Regions from separate parts of the Homo sapiens genome. Here region 1 is linked to region 2. A link is a contact called in ENCODE Hi-C data. All regions are on one chromosome and are shown on one strand. The core of a region is the stretch at or near the end of the contact, and the rest is flanking DNA. Distances in the headings are between cores, read along the strand shown. Region 1 overlaps LOC101929174 (a long non-coding RNA gene). Region 2 has its middle 23 kb from the start of MIR4300.

Region 1 (6,697 bases), core at 1-2,500, 6.5 Mb before region 2:
GGATTACAGGCATGACCCGCTGCGCCCAGCCTATGAGGATTATATTTTTAAGGTAATTCAAAATATCTGAAATAGCAGGTGTTTGATAAAAGCAGTTTTCTCTCCTTTCTTCTGAAATTCAAATAACCAAATTTCACATCGCTGGAATTTTGGTGAATCTTTATACGGGGGAATTATCATGCCTGAATCTCATTCAAATACTTTTCACAATTATAAAATATTCTTTCTTGATTATTCTAATCCACATTTTACTAGCACAGAAAAATTAAGTCAAAGACTTGGTGAGAAAAAGTGGTTTTCCCCAAATGACCAGCTAGTTAATGGTAGAGTGTGGCCTGACATCAGTTTTCACGACTCAGAGGTAGGAAATGCCAAAAGCAGTCTTTCAAAGCTGGTGTGCAGTAGTCCTTCCCACATTTTCATTTTAAATTATTCAAACAAAAATTGTTTATCAATGACAACTTCCATTTTCCCCAACTTGGTAGTACTACCTTTATAGTTAGTTGCTAAATAACATATATTTTGATTAAATAGCTCTGAATTATCTTATATAACTTGTATTTTATTAATCGCAACAGGGTCTATTAATATGCACATATGAGAAAGTCATGCATGAATAGAAGACATACTACTGATTAATATGTGTCTTTGATGCATTTTGCTTCCTCCACTCCATAAATCAACTTCACATGGTCTGAATTTGGAAAACCCGGATATAAAGTTCTTCCTTGTTTATTGTTTTCTGCTTGCTACTCTTTTCTTCTCAAAAGAACTATGAATTTCTTGAAGGTTGGGAGAGCAGATTCTTAGAAAAAATATGAAGAGGATGAAGGTTTTTTATTTTTCTATGTTTCTCCTTTCCTTTTTTCTTAATCTCTGGAAACCTCCCACACTTCAGGGCCCAGGGCCCTCCTACTGTGATGTTCTCTCTGGGCTTTGTATAAATTCAAATCTTTTACCACTTTTTCTAGTATCCCTAAGGGATTTTTGTGGGAAAAATAATCTTAGCTAACTTTGATGACGCGTATTTTGTTACAGTTCTCAGAAGTGTTTGTATTTTAACCACAGGCAATTACATTCAATAAATATTTATTGAAGCCTATTCTAAACCTGAATAGTGTCAATTACAGGACCTTCCTGCCATGCCCACCACCTATAAAGATGCTAAGGAAGGCAGACAAATAAATAAATTAAATGAAGCATGCAGTCAATATGGTGATGAAAGCAGGTACGCTGTGTAGCTGTTGTACAGAAGAAGGAATGACTAAGCATTCTTGGTATAACAGGGAGGGCTTTCTCAATGACCCAAAGGAATTCATCATAAAAGTGAAATTTCAGACATCAGTGATAAACTAGTAGAAAAATTGCTACCCCTAAGCTAAATTTCACTGTTTTGTCACATTGAAACTTTATGCAAACAAAATAGAAACTTTCATCTCTTTGCCAAATTTTTCCCTCTGCTAAGTCACCCTACCTAAGTCAGTTTCTCTTTTTCTGTCTCTCTCTGTCTCTCTTTCATCTTCTCCTTCTCTCTCTTGCTCACTAGCTCTAGTTCTCACTCTTGCTCTTACTCTAAAAGCAAAACATCTGCACCATCACAGACTAGCTATAACCTCTCCTCCTCAGATTCAAATCTCTTCCTTGCCTTTAGAAGAATTAATGGTTCCCTTCTTCATGCTCTCCTCACACTGTATTTAAAACTCACAGCCTTTATCATATTCTGCGTATTAAAGTCACTACCACTCAGTTTAGTAGTAATAAACCTTTACATTTCTATTATAAATCTTACAGTTTACAAAATAGTTTCACATATATCATCACATGTGATCCTGACAACAGCTCTTTAAGGTGAGAATTATCTTTGGGTTTTTTTTTTTGTTTTTTTTTTGTTTTTTTTTTGAGACGGAGTCTCACTCTGTCCCCCAGGCTGGAGTGCAGTGGCGCCATCTCGGCTCATTGCAAGCTCCGCCTCTCAGGTTCAAGCCATTCTCTTGCCTCAGCCTCCCGAATAGCTGGGACTACAAGGGCCCGCCACCACGCCCGGCTAAATTTTTTGTATTTTTAGTAGAGACGGGGTTTCACCGTGTTAGCCAGGATGGTCTGGATCTCCTGACCTCGTGATCTGCCCATCTCGGCCTCCCAAAGTGCTGGGATTACAGGCGTGAGCCACCGCTCCCAGCCAAGAATTATCTTTGTTTTATTATGAGAATATCTAAACCTCAGAGAATTTACGCAAGATAATACATTTAGTAAGCAGCTGCCAAAGTTAGGTCTTCTAACGCTAAAGTTATTTCTCTAATGTAATTTTGAGACAATATTCTTTGCATAACATCTTACAAATTGAGGACATCATACTGGATTTGAATGGAGAAAATAAGCTACATATTCTTGAACTTTATAGTTTCCTTGCCTCTTATGTTTAACTATCCAGTAATTTTTATCACACTTTTTTAACATTTATCTTCAAAACTGCAAGTTCTGTTTTTGTTCCAGAAATATTCTGTGGAATTAACATGTGCATAGAGTCAAACTACTTGAACTTTATTTTAAAATATATTTATAAAGGTCTTTCTGCGCATAATGTATTGGATCACTTGACTCAAGTAATTAAACTATATACTGTTAATATTATGACTGGGAAATTTCCTTTAAATTAAGTAATTTCAATTATTCATTCAATTGTAGGTTTGGGTTTTTGCCCCTGCTACATGGAATAACTAAATCATATAATTTAAAGTAGATTCAAGTTTAGACAGAGTATGTCTTGAGCTGTCATTTAATGGAAACGGCTCAGAGAAGTTGCTACATCTAACTAGTGTCAGAAACTTTCCTAGGTTAGCTGACATTTATGAGGCAGGAAGAAACTCAAGTCACTACGTAGCCAACTTTCTGTTTTTCCCACCATAATGAATGTCATGTGCTCATAATAGTAACCCTTTCTAAAACATTAAAAAATATTTACAGTAAAAAAAAAATTTAAAAGTTAAAAAAAATAGGACTTTGGAGAGGCATTTCTCCATGGCATTTCTATAGATCTTGTGTTAGGCTGTTTTTTCAAGGTTGTTCCCATAGCAAAGAGCTTCTTGGAAGCTAGAAATGGTCTCTCCTTACAGGTCAGAGGACAGATTTATTTGCTGACCAGGATATCAAAGATGAGATGTTTCCATCTCCTTCCTGGAGACAATCCGGCATAATCAAGATATTGTCTTTTCCAGAGGAGAGGTGGAGAGGTTTGCCAGAAATCCCTGTATAAAATTAGGATATCCTCATCTGAGAGTTCCTCAATTGTGACAGAGATTCATGGAGTGATTATTATTTACCTGGGCCCATGTCTGCCTTGTCCTCTCCTTCTTTCTTTTAATATTATTAAATAAATATTTTCTATTATTATGAACTCCATGTACAGATTTTTATTAGCTATAAATATTTCCTCATTTACACAAACTGTAATTTTTTGCCCACACCTATATAATTTTCTGTTTTTCTCTACTACAAATATACATTAATAAACATCATTGTTCTTAATTTTGTCTGTGTATTATATTATTTTTAATAGGATAGCTGTGCAGATGTGAAATTATCTAATAAAATGCTAAAAAGATTATTTGAGATTCTTATTTCATTTTACCAAAATGCTTTCCAAAATGTTCAAACCATGTTGTATTCTCACTAGCCATGTCACAATGTGTTTTCATAACTATAATCTTTCACCTCTTCTCCACCACTCATGGTTTTAGCTATTCTGGATTATTCACACTTCCTCAAATTTCTATAGACCTTTTCAACATGTTCTTTCCTTGACTTTAAATGCTGTTGGCATACACAACGCTTACCCAGCAGAGCTCAGCCTATCACTTTCTCAGAGAGTTCTCTGACTTCGTAAACTACCATACATTATCATTATGATACTGACACTTACCTTTGTGATACTCAACCCACATGTACCTGAAGTTTTATTTCTGGCTTAAATTTAAGCTCCATGACAGCAAGGGTCTCATTTGCCATGTTCATTGCTGACTCCTTGCTGCTAACACAGCTTAGCATGGAGTAAGTAAATATGCACTTGTATGAATGAATGAATCTTTATTGAAAAAGTGAATTTTTTTCAATGTTCATAAAAATCTAGTGAGATAGGCATGGCAATTATCCCTAATTTGACCTGTAATGAATCACAGAAATAGTTTGATCTTCTCAACATCCAAATGAGTTGGTGAGAGAGATATAATTATAAGCCAGGTTTCTTGGCTCCTAGCAGATACTTTTTCCAATATATGTTTCAGATATTTTGAGTATTTCTGTGATTTAAAATGACAGTTTTGTGCAAATTGAGTTCTAGGGAGAATCATAGAGATTCTCTAAATATTTATTGTCTCTATGTCTATAGAGATACCTAATAATACCCCTGAATCAATAGTTTTTCTATTAATGGATTCAATTTAACAAAATCAGAAATTATAATCACAGAGGGAACAGTTTGTTTTTTCAGCCTTCTAGGGAACCATGTTAAACTTAGTTCAGCAAATTAGATGATAGTTTCATTTTGACTTTCAGACATGTCATGTGAATCACACGCAGATGGGTTTTTCTTAATTAACTCTTGCAATTATGCAACAGATTTTTTGCCTACAGCTTTTCAATTTTCTAAAGAAAAACCAAGAAAGACAGTCCAGCACGGGACACTAATCTTTATTTATTCCTCCTCATTCCAGGTTCTAAGCAACTAGAAAGTTCAACTTGTGGTAATGTTTCTGTACCCTTTTATGAGAGAAAAATGATAAGCTGACATTTAAAATGTTTAAAAAGCATCTCAGTATATGACACATTGTGGTATAACGGTATAATGAAAACTATCAGGTTTAACATGCTGCTCAGTCTGTAGCACAGAACCACATGCTCATAGTAATGTGCATCAGGAGTGGCCACACTGCAGTTTCAGGGGGCCCTAAGTTCTCTAGAAAGTTGGGGGCTGTTGACTCTAGATTTCTGATCAGTGTCCCAATAAGCTGGGAATATTTGCCAGGAGCCCAACAAATGGGACACCAATTTGACATATGGTCCTGAAGATAGAAGCCAAAGTTCGCTATGACTTAGGGATGGCTGAAGTAAAAATTCATTCATCAAATATTAGACTCAAAACTTCCTTGCTTTCATCATATCATTCTTTCTTACTTGGTCCTTTTTCTGCATATCTTAATTTCTCTTTTATGAACCCCTTTTCTTAAACATTTTTGTTAAATTTTATTTTAAACTATCTTCAGCCCTTTCTTTCCCCTTTTTCCCCTGCATGACATAGCCTTTCTTTGGGTGATCTCTATGCTTGTAACGTCAGCTCTCCTTTATTTAGTGATGACTAATAAAAACTGTGTTAGCCAGCGCCTGAGGTAACCTGAACACCTTGTAAGTATTCTCATTGTCTGCCTATTCCTTGAAGAGAGTAGATGCTCAATAAATATTTATTGCAAGATTGAATGACCATTCCCGAGTCCTACATCAATATTCCCAGCCTTTTACTAGACAACTCCATTATTATATCCCACAGGTGCTTCAAAGACATATCCCCATTTGAATGAACTTTTTTCCAAAAATATCTACTCTCCTGTCATTTCCTCTTGCTTAGTAGCTGCAACACTTACCAGTAGGTACTCCATGTTGAATAGATATTTATTGAATAAATACAGTTTTTAAGATTTAAAAAGTATTATATTTATTATATTATATATGGATGACCATTTATTCAGTATAACCAGAATATCTTTTTAGTCTGTATACAAGTAAGGCAGTGTGGTACACTGGGAAGAAATAAGTATCTAACTTTTCATAAACTGAAAATCAACCAAGCTTTCTAGTTTAGCTACTTATTAACTGCATGTTTATTGAGATGCTTAATGTCTTTGTTTGTAACACTTTTTCATTTCCAAAATGAAGTAAATAATGCCTGCCTTATAGTGCACCTGTAAGGATTAGACAGTGTGAATATGTACAAATTGTCTATAGATAATAGACACTTAATAAACAGTAACTGTTATTATAAAAATGAGGTTGGGCATGGTGGCTCACACCTGTAATCACAGCACTTTGGGAGGCTGAGGCAGGGGGATCACAAGGTCAGGAGTTCAAGACCAGCCTGACCAACGTGGTGAAACATCTCTACTAAAAATACAAAAATTAGCTGGGCATTGTGGCGTGTGCCTGTAATCCCAGCTACTCAGGAGGCTGAGGCAGAAGAATCACTTGAATCTGGGAGGTGGAAGTTGCAGTGAGCCGAGATCGTGCCACCGCACTCCAGCCTGGGTGATAGAGCGAGACTCCATCTCAAAAAAACAAACAAACAAAAAAATGAATTATACCCATACCTGCAGCCTCTCTCCAAGCACTTACCTTTAACTTAATTTCTTTGTTCCTTCTAGTTTATTAATAATACTGTTGTCAGTAATTTGTACCCTACATCAGTGAGAAGGCCTATTAACATTATAGAAGTCAAAAAAGGAAAAAAAATTACAAATTAAAAACATAAGGCACCTAATAACAGTATGAATTTGCATTCCTAGAATTCTCTCCTTGTAAATTCAATCTTAACTAGATGCTAGAATGAGATAAAACCCAGCACTGGCAAGCTGACAAGTGTTTGAGAGAACATTTGTGGCTGAAGGCTTAGGCAGAATTTCCAGAGGAGAGGGCTATAGTGCAACACTTATGA
Region 2 (5,972 bases), core at 549-3,048:
GATTTTGTTGTGATAGTGCTAACAGAGTAGAGTTGGTCATGGGCATATCTTTTAGCTTATTTACCTTGCTTCTTCAAGTGTATAATAAAAGATGGAGTTGAACTTGGTGATTTCTAAGCTTTCTTTTATTTAAATGTCACTGTGCATGTATAATTCCACTTTTGAGCTTGTCTTAATGTTTCTCACATGGACCTTTTTTTTTCATTGATGAGCAGTATAATAGAATTTGAAAGGAGTCTAGGCTATTTGCATCATTGACTCACCAGTCATCATGTCTCCACTTGAAAATTTTCAGCAACAGGAAGTCTTATTCCTTTATGAGAAAGAGGTTTCTATTTGTTGGTAGTTATGAATATTAGAAAGTATTTTATTATAGGAAACCTAGGACCAATGGTTGGTCTTACACCAACTGCACCTTCAGGAAGTCCGTTCAAAGGCCAGGAGAACATCTAAGTGAGTGCTTCGGGGTTTTCTTATCCTGGGTAACCTCTTTCCATTTGGAATACTATAACTCAGCACACAATAGTTATTGGAAGCAGTGTGGTATAATGACATAGCACTGTTAAAGTCTGTGTTTGAAATGCTACTTCAGTTGATAGCTGTTTTACCAGGAGCTTGCTATTTAGCATATGTAAATTGTCTACTTTAATGTCTAGAACATCGTCACTATAATGTTTCTTTTTGTCTCAAAACACAACTAAAATGTTAAAATTAAACTTCTTTTACCAAGTTCTCATGGTTTTTTGCTCATAAATCTATTAGAGGGACTATATTGCAATTGTTATTTTCTTTTACATGGATCTTCACTCTTTATCCTTTACCAGAGAGTTTTGGGTACAAGAGCTCTCCATTTTCATCCCTGTATCCACAGTGGTTGGACCACTGAATGTTCTTAATACAGAGAGAGTAAAAGAATGTGCTTAAAGTTGTTGTTAGTGGGCTGGTTCAGTTTCTTGACTTTGCTGCACCAACGAATTTGAGAGAGAGTCTAAAGTAAAGGTAGGCGAGGAAACTTTATTGCAAAGTGAAACTACACTCTGCTAGGTCACAGTAGGCTGCTCCACAATGAGACAACACCAACTAACACTGGAGAAACTCCTTCTACAGGAGTCTTACATGATTAGTTGTGAAGGGGTGGAAATGTGCATTGTTGTTAAGCGTATTGTGGGTGGTCTCCTTAATGCCCATGTGCTATTGTTGTACATGCTAGTATATACCTCATATGTCTTATTAGCATTTTAATTCTCCACCCACTGATGTGGTTTTCATTATTATAATGAGCATAGGTCAGCCCAAGTATACTAATCATAGGTTTCTGCATTTGCATGAATTTGGGGATTTTCCCTTCTGTTCTTTTACCTCCTTGCTGCAGGATGCTCTAACCACAAGCCCAGGATGTGGTTTGGCCACTATTGAGTGGTTTGTTCTCTCCATCTATTTGGTAAGTTTGTTCCTCTTTAAGAGAGCATATAACCACACTATCTAATCTACCTTAATGTCACATCTGTACTAGATGCCATACAAGCACCACAGAGCAGCATGAGAAGATATTTTCTATTCCTCTGGATTTTATATCCCTCTTCACACAACATGGAACTCCTTTTCATATCAAATCACCAAAGCTGTTTCACATGAACTGCTCTGTGGGTTAAGGGGAAAAATAAGAGCCATTGTTTCACAGTGTCTTGCCATTTGGGGTGTAATATTTAGTGATATGCAGCATATGTCTCCTGCTGAAGCAACAGGGGAATCACAGGCTGGTTTCTCAGCAGCCTCACAGATTAACTGCAAAGATGAAGTGTGGCATAAACCTTCATTTGCTCAGACTGGCATATGCCCCTCGCCCATTCTGCTGAGTCCCTTCACACCTATCTCTTTCTCTCTCTCTCTCTCCCCCCACACACATATTTCCTAGCTCTGCTCACTGAAGCAATAACATGCTGATATTCTAACAACAAGCAAACTCAGTGCCCAGACATTTGATTCTAATATTAATTGCTAAAAAAAAAAAGGAACTGAGGCAACTTGGTAAAATATCAAATTTCTGGTGTGGAGAATGTAATAGACAAGATAATACTAGAGTATCTTAGAGTATCTTATAGCTCCAGAAAGTAAGAAATGATTTTAAAAATCCCATAATGATGGGTGTATCAAAAAGGGACATAAGTGTTCTCAATGGCCAAAGCTGGAGCAATTTGTGCAACAGACTAAGTAAAACTTTAGTGTTATAACACAAAGTATAAAATAAATATAAATTAGTCCAGTTATATTTAACTGTTTATTAAACAGTTCATTTATATTAAATAGATTTGATTAAAGTATACTGAATTTAATTACATTTGATTTAAATTTATATTAAATAAATAGGAGCAAACAGACAAACATCCAATGCAAAAGAATTCCAAATAAATTTGATACTCCACTCTCAAGAAATGGAGCATGACTCTCCACTCCTTTAGTGTGGGTTGTGCATGGTGACTTTTCTCCCAAGAGGACAGGATAGAAAGGGAAAAAGCGTAACTTTACAGTGGAGAAACGTGACAACCCTCAGGTTGGTGATCAAGATTGATATTGTTGGGGGTCAGTTATGTTGATATTATGTATAATTGACAGGATGTGTGGAGAACGGCACTCTGTATCTGTGGTCTTTCTTCCCAAAACACATAGCCTTAGTTTTATTTTGGGAAAAACATTAGGGAGACTAAATTGAGGGCTTCTGAAAATAGGATCATTCCATAAAATATCTGATCTTCAAAACTGTTAAAGTAATCAAGAACAAAGAAAGTTTAGGAAACCAGTACAAACCAGCGGACCCTAAGGAAAAATAACAGTTAAATGCAGTATCCTGGATGGAACCCTGAAACAGAGGAAGGAGAAAAAAACTAATAAATTTCAAATACATTATAGAGTTTGGTTAATAACAATTTATCAATATTAGATCATTATTTATGACAAGTGCACCATAGTAATATAAGATAATAATAGGAGAAACCGGAGGTGAGGAATACACAGACTCTACTATCTTCATGATTTTTCTATAAATCTAATACTATTCTAAAATTTATACATGTATCTGTAGGTATATTATAGATATTTACATAAAATACTACACAGCTAAAAATGGGGATTTTGATAGGTGGTTTCTAGAGAATGAATGAGTGAACAATAGCGATATGGTTTGGCTCCATGTCCCCACTCAAATCTCATGTTGAATTGTAATCCCTAATGTTGGGGGAGGGACCTAGTGGGAGGTGCTTGTATCACGGGGGTAGATTTCCCCCTTCCTGTTCTCGTGATAGTGAGTTCTCTGAAGATCTGGTTGTTTGAAAGTGTGTAGCACTTCCCCATTTGCTCTCTCTCTCTCCTTCCTCCATGTGGAGACGTGCTTGCTTCCCCTTCACCCTTCTGCCATGATTGTAAGTTTTCTGAGGCCTGCCCCGCCATGCCACCTGTACAGCCTGCAGAACTGTGAGTCAATTAAACCTCTTCCTTCATAAATTACCCAGTCTCAGGTAGTTCTTTATAGGAGTGTGAGAACTGGCTAATACAAATAGCAAGTACTGGATAAAGACTCTACTCAGGATCAGATTGGTCAGCAATCTGACTATTCTTCAATGCTGTACAGCCCTACTTTGCTTATACCTGGACTTACCTTCAGAAAATAATAACATTCCATTAGGTTAGTGCAAAAGTAATTGCAGTTTTTGCCATTAAAAGTAATGGCAAATATTTTAGTTAAAGACCTTTAAGTATTCATATGCAACCAAACTTAAATTATGAACAATATAGTGTCAAAAATTATCTTTTTTCTTACATATAGTTAAATATAAATGCTCTTGGATCCAGCACAAAATTCTTCTTTCTTTACTTATATGTTCAGGAGCATTAGGTGCATTAAAAAACTGACTTACCTCCCATCGTCCTAACCCAACTCGAAATGAATGATAGACTAAGGGTATATAAGATATAGAAATTTAATTATATTAAACACGCACACACACAAAAAGAGAGAGAGACAAAGAGAGGGAGAGAGAGAGAGAGGGAGAGAAAGAGAGAGAGAGAGAACTAGAACTGGGAGCTTTGAGGGAAAAACAACAGCCACAGAAGATTTAAGTCTCAATAAACAGTTTTATATGCAATTTCCGCAAACATATTTTCATTTGCTATAAAACAGCAAACAGCTTGGGAGGAGAAGCCAGAAATATGCACAGAGAAAGCAAAATAGTGTTAAATAAATACTGGCTTGCAAAAAAGAAATTGCAGGCTATATTGAAATATGCTTATCTTACGGTACTTCAAAATGTAATAAATTTCTCTGACAAACAATAATTTAGTTTGAATTTAAAACAAATTCCCCTTTTGTCCTAAGAAAATACAATGTTAGACTTTGAAAGATGAATGGTTGTTTTTGCTCAGATATTGGTTATTAGCCACATAACTATGCCCTGGTTAGGCTACTTAGATTTTATAGTTGTACTGAGAGAAATTTAGTTAAAGCAATTGTTTGAAAGTTAAGCAAAGATGTCTGAAAAAAGAGAGATGTTAAAACTTATAAGTGAAAGTTAATGCAATTTTCAGTATAAGAAAAAAAAGATTTCAAGGGAAAAACTTGTTTTTTTTTTTTTTGGACAGGGGCTAAAGTGAAACATAGCATGTGTATAATATTTGAATAATTACTTTTATTAGTGTTTGACTTAATACTCATAAAGCTCAAAGCATTTAAGGTTATGAATCAAAAATCAATGAAATCCAAAGAAAGAGTAAATAATCTTGTGCCTGTTCCTTGTTCTATACCAGAATAGAGTAAGATTATATATATATACACACACACACACATACATATGTATAATTTTTTACACATATATATACACATATATGTACATTACACAAAAATATTCACACACGCACCTATGTTCCTAGGGCAGAGAGCGCCAGTGGCTGTTTATTTTGCTTATAGAAATTAGAAAGAATGTGGCTGCTTATTCTTTAAACATCCACTAAATACCTTTATAAAGAAGACATTATTCTTTAAGAATACAGAAATGAAGATTTCTCATAACCTCTTTCTTCATGAGCTTATGGCCCAACAAAGAATATAGAAGAAAATAAAAAATTATAATAGTCTTTCTAGAAAGACTATTGTACCAAATATTTTATTTATGTTTCCCACTGTTCCAGAAAGAATATAAGAAAATTAATAATAATAATAATAATATGACCTGAAAATGGAACAACATGCAATTATGTTCACTGTAACAATTCAGTAACTTAAAAATATTAACAACTTAAATTCCCAGCAAAGGGAATCATTTGAATTAATAATAAAAAATACAGCTAGATATTAAAATATTCTTCACTGCCTTGGAAGTATTTTCATGGAATTATTTTCATAATATAATTAAGAGAAAAACAATACCTAATATAAATATTTTTCAGGAAAAATAATATGCATATAATTATTTAGATTATATATGTATATGTATAATCTCTCTCCACATATACACATATAAACATGCATTATATGTATGCACATAAACACACAAAAAAGAAATAACAGCTGTTTTTGTGATAATGTTTATGACTCAGGGAGAAACAACTGATATAATTAGTTATCATATGTAAATATTTTTTATTTTTGTGTATCCAATTATTTCTACATGTAAATATAAACAAATATAAATCTATATTCTTCTTTTCAGAGAGGGTCAATTTATAGGTTTCTATTTTTATAAGTATGCATTACTTTAAATGATTTTTAGGTGATTTCTATTTCTGACAGTCTGGTGGATTAGATGCTGATGGAAAAGAAGTGAAAGTACATAAAATCTAAAGCATACATTTTTCAATTATTTAAATTTCTTACATATTTACAGGTTAAAAAATATAAATTTTACTCAAAATGTGAACTGTGGAAACTCTTAATTCCACCTTTGACCACATTAAATAACTTTCACTCCCCACATACACAGCTT

Evidence for each region. A loop is a pair of places that touch in the nucleus more often than their neighbours do. Pooled maps may share reads with other maps.
Region 1: a loop to region 2 is called in a map with no recorded cell type, with 8 times the contacts of the local background. The contact joins two enhancer-like sites. A Hi-C loop is called at or near these places in 2 of 37 single-sample maps with no recorded cell type and 4 of 50 pooled maps.

What each region holds. Positions count from the first base shown.
Region 1 is chr11:88,352,229-88,358,925 of GRCh38, reverse strand. The region is part of intron 1 of LOC101929174 (a long non-coding RNA gene); the gene reads right to left. Among named protein-coding and RNA genes, the nearest start is that of CTSC, 18 kb to the right of the region's middle. RefSeq lists a cis regulatory region at 1,173-1,378. Within about 2 kb of position 1,250, at least 3 of the 41 ENCODE cell types and tissues checked have a DNase peak (open chromatin) inside an H3K27ac peak, as active enhancers do.
Region 2 is chr11:81,865,322-81,871,293 of GRCh38, reverse strand. No RefSeq gene overlaps it. Among named protein-coding and RNA genes, the nearest start is that of MIR4300, 23 kb to the left of the region's middle. RefSeq lists an enhancer at 1,181-1,250. Within about 2 kb of position 1,798, at least 4 of the 41 ENCODE cell types and tissues checked have a DNase peak (open chromatin) inside an H3K27ac peak, as active enhancers do.